Regions from separate parts of the Mus musculus genome. Here region 1 is linked to region 2. Evidence: chromatin contacts called from ENCODE Hi-C or POLR2A ChIA-PET data. All regions are on one chromosome and are shown on one strand. The core of a region is the stretch at or near the end of the contact, and the rest is flanking DNA. Distances in the headings are between cores, read along the strand shown.

Evidence for each region. Hi-C counts contacts between places; a loop is a spot of excess contacts on that map. ChIA-PET counts read pairs that join two places held with the same protein, here RNA polymerase II (POLR2A).
Region 1: a map of left cerebral cortex shows a loop between it and region 2 (7-fold over the local background). The contact joins two enhancer-like sites. A Hi-C loop is called at or near these places in 2 of 37 maps with a recorded cell type or tissue (left cerebral cortex and mouse embryonic stem cell). POLR2A ChIA-PET finds 5 or more read pairs at or near these places in 1 of 5 experiments (embryonic stem cell).

Annotation. Positions count from the first base shown.
Region 1 is chr11:30,731,775-30,735,397 of GRCm38, forward strand. No RefSeq gene overlaps it. Among named protein-coding and RNA genes, the nearest start is that of Psme4, 38 kb to the right of the region's middle. Within about 2 kb of position 1,820, at least 1 of the 3 ENCODE cell types and tissues checked has a DNase peak (open chromatin) inside an H3K27ac peak, as active enhancers do; it is left cerebral cortex, where a contact is called at or near this core.
Region 2 is chr11:30,697,989-30,701,491 of GRCm38, forward strand. No RefSeq gene overlaps it. Among named protein-coding and RNA genes, the nearest start is that of Acyp2, 50 kb to the left of the region's middle. Within about 2 kb of position 1,835, at least 1 of the 3 ENCODE cell types and tissues checked has a DNase peak (open chromatin) inside an H3K27ac peak, as active enhancers do; it is left cerebral cortex, where a contact is called at or near this core.

The DNA.
Region 1 (3,623 bases), core at 570-3,069, 34 kb after region 2:
TCCTTAGAAAATTGGACATAGTACTAGCAGAAGATCCAGCAATACCACTCCTGGGCATATACCCAGAAGATGCTCCAACTTATAATAAGGACACATACTCCATTATGTTCATAGCAGCCTTATTTATAATAGTCAGAAGCTGGAAAGAACCCAGATGTCTTTCAACAGAGGAATGGATATAGAAAATGTGGTATGTTTATATAATGGAATACTACTCAGCTATTAAAAACAATGAACTTATGAAATTCTTAGACAAATGGACAAATCGTGGACTCTTTCACTAGTCAAGGTTTCTGAAAAATTAATCAAACACTTCATACTAGTGAGAGTGAAAACATAAAGCTGTGTCCTGTCCCTTCACAGCTGATAAGGCCATTTCAAGGAAAACAAAAATCTGAATGAAGGCTGTATCTTTTGTCAAAGCACTAGGTGCAATCCCAGGTTTTGGAAGGCGAATGCAGAAGGGTTGTCTTGAGATCAGGCTATATGTACGATTCTGAGTCATTCCATTTTATGTAAAATGGTGTATAAACAAGCTATGATCTGTCTTAAGGGATTCCATTTTACATCCAGCTTGAACTCCATTTTTAACTCAAACACAGAAACAGACTGACTCTTCATTTCAGTAGGCACAAAGCTCTATGTGTCCAGTGCCACCCATAAGTCTCATGTTGATAAATAATTTATTCCTATAAGCAGGAAAGGTATCACCCTCTAAATTTATCCAAGTAAATTTAGACCATGTGACAATCTGGGCATATTAAAACCATAACAACAACAACCAAAGCAAACCACAGCCCAAGAACTTACCAAACATACAAGATTACGGAAGGCCCTAGCACTTTCATCTGGACCCACACAAATGAGCATACTTAGTACTTAAATGACTATGGCTGCTACCAACCTGTTACCTGACCACAGTGTGGATATTCAACAGGCAACTCCCAGCTATCCAAAAGGCTTAGCTCAACTCAGTCTTTACTATTGGTAGGGGCTACTTGATTGCCATCTGTCTGCTCAGGAATTTATTTGTTTGTTCAGGAATGCTATCCACTTGTCTACCTATCCATCCATTTGGATTCAGTCTTGCCCTTTGCCTTTATGATGTTCATGGTCCTTCACCTCCTTTTTGTAGCTCTGCTCATTTAGCTACAATGTTGAGCTGTCTCAACCAGAGAGAGCTATTTCCAGCAAAAAGCTAGCTATCTCAACCAGAGAGGTTTTTAGAATAGCAAGAAAAAGCTATTTGGAGTGAGCAGAATGCAGAGAGGGGGAGGGGAGAGGGGAGGGGGAGACTGAAAAGCTGTCTCCAGCAGACTACAGCAGAGCTACCTATAGTGAGCTGTCATAGACTGCCAGCTTGGAACCACAATTTGACTTGGAGTGGTTTGTATTCACCAACAGGGACCTAACTGAGGCTGATTCTTGGCAAAAAAAAAAAGCTTTGGGAAAGTCTGACAAAACAAACATCATATAAACTAAGAGTAGAAAGAGAGGTGAGAAGGGTTCTTTGCAGGACTATTCATTGTGAATTCTATTGGATGACTTCTTCCGTCTCCAGAATCAAGCACACTCCTCTCCTGTGGGTATAACATGAACAGCTCTCTCATAAGGATTTTATAGCTAGCTTCTGAATAAGTCCAGAGCCTGAACCTGAACCTGAACCTGCCATTATCTCAAATTCCTTCAATTTAAAATATTAAGGACCACCTTTTGAGATACTATGTCCTAAACACTGTTAGGGCAGATGTAATGATGTCCTTGTGTGAGCCAAGGAAAGAAAGTGACAGAGGGAGGAAGGGAAAGATGTGGGAAGGAGGAAATGTGACAAGATGTTCAGAGCTGGTGAGTGGAGAAGAACAGCACATATGAGATGTGTTATTCTTGCAACTGAACACATTCAAAATAGGAAAATGTGACCAGAAGAAAGTTCAGAAATACTTTAGGGTAAAGGGATAGGAATTTCTGGAGAGGTCAAGTTTTTATATTTTACATTACTCACTGGCATGAGGCTGGGTATTTATATTGTCTGAGCATTTCCAATGTGGCTGTCTTCATGGAACAGTCTGTTCTCAGTGTTTATTAAGAGATTCTCGAATGGTTAAATTTAGGATTATGCGTTTAACTCCAGTAACCTCCCAGTTGTAAAATTATAAGACTCTCAAACAACTTTTGAACTCTGATTTTAAATAGTTCCCAATTTATTTATGAAACTGGTTTTGGAATCATGCAGACATTTTATTTGGGATCTGTTTTAAAGGAAGGTCATCCAGGCACAGGCGGATGTTTGTTTCAACAATGGTACTAGTTGGCTTAGTTAGGGTTTTAATGATGTAAACAGACACTATGACCAAGACAAGTCTTATAAGAACAACATTTAATTGGGGCTGGCTTACAGGTTCAGAGGCTCAGTCCATTATCATTATGGAAGGAACATGGCAGCATCCAGGCAGACATAGTACAGAAGGAGCTTAGAGTTCTACACCTTCATCTGAAGGTTGCTAGCAGAATCCAGGAAGCTAGGATGAGTGTCTTAAAGCCCACAGCCACAGTGACACACCTACTCTAACACGGCCACACCTTTTAATAGTGCCACTCCCTGGGCCAAACATATACAAATCATCAAATTTCAATCCCTGGCCCCCATAAACTTATTCAAACACATGAGTCTATGGGGGTCATACCTAAACATAGCATAATGCAAAATATATTTAGCCCAACTTCCAAAGTCCCCATAATCTATAGCGGTTTCAACAATGTTAAAAGTCCAAAGTTCAAAATCTTTTCTGAGATTCATCCAATCACTTAACTGTAATCCCCAAAGCAAGACAGGAAACCAGCTAGGCAAACTCCAAACTCTGCATCTCCATGGCTAATGTCAAAGCAATCTTCACAGCTCCAACTCCTTTTTTATCTTTGTTGACTGCAACAAACTTTTTTCCTCTGGGCTGGTTCCACACCCTGTTAGCAGCTTTCCTCAGCAGATAGCCCACAGCTCTGGCATCTTGAACATCTTAGGGTCTCCATAGCAACTTCAATGTTACAGCTTCTTGTTTCAATGTCTGGGATCCACACATGATCTTCTGGGTTTCTCCAAAGGGCTGGTGTCACTTCTCCAGCTCTGCTCTTTATAGTACTCTAAGCTCAGGTTGATCCACTCCACTGCTGCTGCTGTTCTTGATAGTCATCCCACGATACTGGCATCTGCAATACATTGTCTTCCACTGTAACTAGGCTTCACTAATAGCCTCTCATAGGCTCTCTTCATGGTGCCAAGCCTCAAATCCTTTGCATGACTCCTGCAGTTCTGGGCTGTCAACTGCAACTGAGGCTGCACCTTCACAAATGGTCTTCCATGACCTCTCACTTTGCCAAGCCTCAGCCACTCTTCATGACTCCTTCATACCTTCAAAACCAGTACCACATGGATGACTCTTACACATTGCCAACTACAGCTGCAGCGGGAGGTACAACCTTGGTTATATCTGGAACACAGCTTTTTTGTGCTCTCAGAAAATACTTCTGGAGAAATTTCAACTCAATGATACTAGTCTCTTCTTTTTTTGTTATTTTTTGTTCGTTCATTTGTTTGTTTGTTTGTTTGTTTGTTTTCAAGACGGGTT
Region 2 (3,503 bases), core at 585-3,084:
AGAGATGTAGCTAAGTTTGGTAGAATCCTTGCCTAGCATGGAGGATACCCTGGGTTCAATTTTCAGTGCCATATACATCAGATTAGTGACACATGACCATAATCCTATCACTCAGAGGATGGAGTCAGAGAGACTAGAAGTCATCTTCAGCTACATATTAAATTCAAGGCCACCCTAGAAAACAGGAGACTTTGTATCAGAAAATAAAATGGGGCTATGGAGATGGTATTCTATTGGGGCTGTTCTATCAGTTGGTAAAATGATTGCCATGCAAGCATGAGAATATTAGTTTAGATGGTAGGATTGGAGATCATGACTAACTAATTTAGTCAAATCAGGAAGTACCAGGCTTCATGAGAGATCAGTGTTTGAAAAAATAGTGTTGGAGAAATGACTGTGGAAGGCATCAGACTTCCACTTCTGGTGTCTGTGTATATGTGTGCACACATATAAGAACATATGCATACACTACATACATATGTGAATACATAAAAGGGACTTCAATTGCTACATCTTGAGTTCATGAAGGTGTGTACAATGTGGAACACTATACTTAAGAGATCAAATTCTTGCTGGGTGAAGTGGCACAATTCAACCTAGCCAGAGCCATACAGTGTAACCTGGTCTTTAAAAAAGATATTAATCCTTAGCAAGCATAATGGCAAATACGTAATCTTAGCACTCAGAAGCAGAGGCAGGAGAATAGCAACATGTGCATGCCAGCCCGAACTGCATAGAACTGCATAGTGAATTCTGTGTTACCAAGAGTTATTCAGAGAAACTCTGTCTCAAATATCCCCCAAAATCTAATTTTTGAACCACTTTTAGGGGAAATGTTCCCTGATTCTTCGTTAGCCATGTTGTTTCCCAGTGTGCCTTCTTTGCGTATCCACGAAAATAGCTTCTGACTTCAAGACCTCTCAGATTTTACCCATATTAAACTTAAATGCTACCGACTGTTGCGGTAAATCTCCTCCCAAATATGCCCCAGCAATGAAAACACAACAGTTAGTATGATTATTTGCTGCTCGCCTAGATTGGGCAGATCTACCGCTACACTACCATCTTCCACATCTATGAGAGCCCTTAGAACTTGCAGTTTTTCCAGGCCATGTCCTTCTGCTCTGCTTTTCTCCTTCCTCCTGCTCCTCTGCGTCCTCTCCCTCTTCCATTTTCTCCTTCTTCTTCTCCCTCCCACCTTCTACTCCACCTTCCTTTTTATCTGCCCAATCATCAGCTCTCCTTTATTTTACAAATTAAGGTGGGAAGCAGGTTACAGGAAATCACCAGAGTGCTGACTCACTCCTTGTTCACAACCACTCACAGGAGAACAGAATTAACATCAAATATAATTAGCCCCAGGGTTATCCACAACAACTGACTTAATCTTATTTTGCCTAAGGCTGCTCTTACTCAGTTACCTTTTTTAGTTAAGTTATTAATAGCTCATTCTATGACATGCATGTTTTAGTTAAGTTATTAATAGTCCATTCTATGACATACATGTAGAAAGCTAATTTATGCCCTGTAATGCTTAGAAACTGTAAGCCACAAAACACAATAAATATTTTAATCTAAGACTCTTTGCCTTTATTCTATATAAAGGCTTCAAATAGGCACAGCACCATATGGTACAGAGCATATTCATATGAAAAATATGCTGTTATCCTGAACAGGAATTGAAAGTAGAACCAGACTTATTTTTTATATACATTTATCTGGTGTCAGCATCTAAAAATACTCATATCCAATGTCACCTTAGGAGTCAGACAGAAGCTGAACAGAGGGGCTGATGTGAGAGGTCAGAGTCAAAGTATTGTGAGTCTCATAAGCCCCTGAGCATTATCAAGGCTTCGAGCCCAAAAGAACAACCAGTGTCACTCTGGAAGCTGTGTAGATTGTTCTTATAGTTATGAGCTATGTCTCTATCTTAGAGTTTTATTGCTAAAGAGGCACCACGACCATGGCACCTCTGGTAAAAGAAAACATTTAATTGAGGCTTGCTTACAGTTCAGAGATTTAGTCCCTTACCATAGTGGGAGCATTGGCAGAATTCTTGCAGACATAGTACTGGAGAGATAGGTGAGATTTCTACATCTGGATTCACAGGCAGTGAGAGAAGAGTGAGAGAGAGAGAGAGAGAGAGAGAGAGAGAGAGAGAGAGAGAGAGAGAGAGAGAGCGAGAGAGAGAGAGAGCGCCATTGTGCCTGGCTTGAGCTTCTGAAATCTCAAAGCCCTCCCCCCTGCCCCCCAGTGACACACACCTTCAGCAAGGCCACACCTCCTAATAGTCCCACTTTTTATGGGCCTATGGGGCCATTTTTATCCAAACCACAACAGACTCCATTAGGCCAATGACTATACACACACACACACACACACACACATACTTAGTACTAGGTATTGAACCCAAAAACCTTATGTACAATATGTAAAGGAGTTTTAACAAACCATTACTGAACTAATATTATGATCTAAAAATACAGAATAAAGGATAGATAAATTAAACTTAAAAGCAAGGTTAGGGTAATAATTATTTGAATGTATTATACTTAAACTATATTTTTAATGTTTAAAATTCTATCTAATAAATGGCAATGGAGAAAAAGAAAAGAAAATCAGTGTAAATTAATGAGAAGTTTGAAAAATAATTTTAAAAATAAGTTCAATATGATTACTTGCAAATGCAAAACATTTTAACAAATTCTCTCACTAAAAACACCAGTGAGAATGGATCCAGATGTGATGGTTTGTATATGCTTGGCCCCAGGAGTAGCATGATTAGAAGGTGTGGCCTTGTTGTAGTAGGTGTGTCACTGTGGGTATGGGCTTTAAGACCCTCATCCTAGCTTCCTAGAAGCCAATATTCTGCTAGTAGCCTTTAGATGAAAATGTAGAACTCTCAGCTCCTTCTGTATCATGCCTGCCTGGATGCTGCCTTGATGATGGACAGAACTACTGTAGGCCAGACCCAATTAAATGCTGTTCTTATACGAGTTGCCTTGGTCAGGGCCTCTACTCATAACAGTAAAACCCTAACTAAGACGTCAGATATCCTTTGCAGTTCAGCTTTCATCATGAATCTGACTTTAATGCTACATTTAGAATGAAGTTTCCTCAGAGACCTGACATTGCTGAGGATGCTGAGAATGGCAGACCACTGCTCTGTTGGTGCTGATCCTCCCAGGGACTAACATGTGGATTTCTCAGGAGCTCCTCAAAAAAGGCAACATTGTTTCCTATTTCATCTGTGTATAAGTGAATATCCCAAAGCATGAAGTAGAAGCTAAACAAATTGGTTTTCTACATATTTGTTTATTTTCCTCATTGACTATACCACGTCTGTTTGCTACCTGATAGCCAAACCAGTAGTTCTCCTGGCTCTGCTCTGTTGTGGCCAGTTGTTACACAATCCCCATCAAGTCCTGTGACCTTGTTATATCCTTCAATGCCTTCTCTGCTTTGATTTCACATTTGAACAATTTCCACATTTCACTCTATAA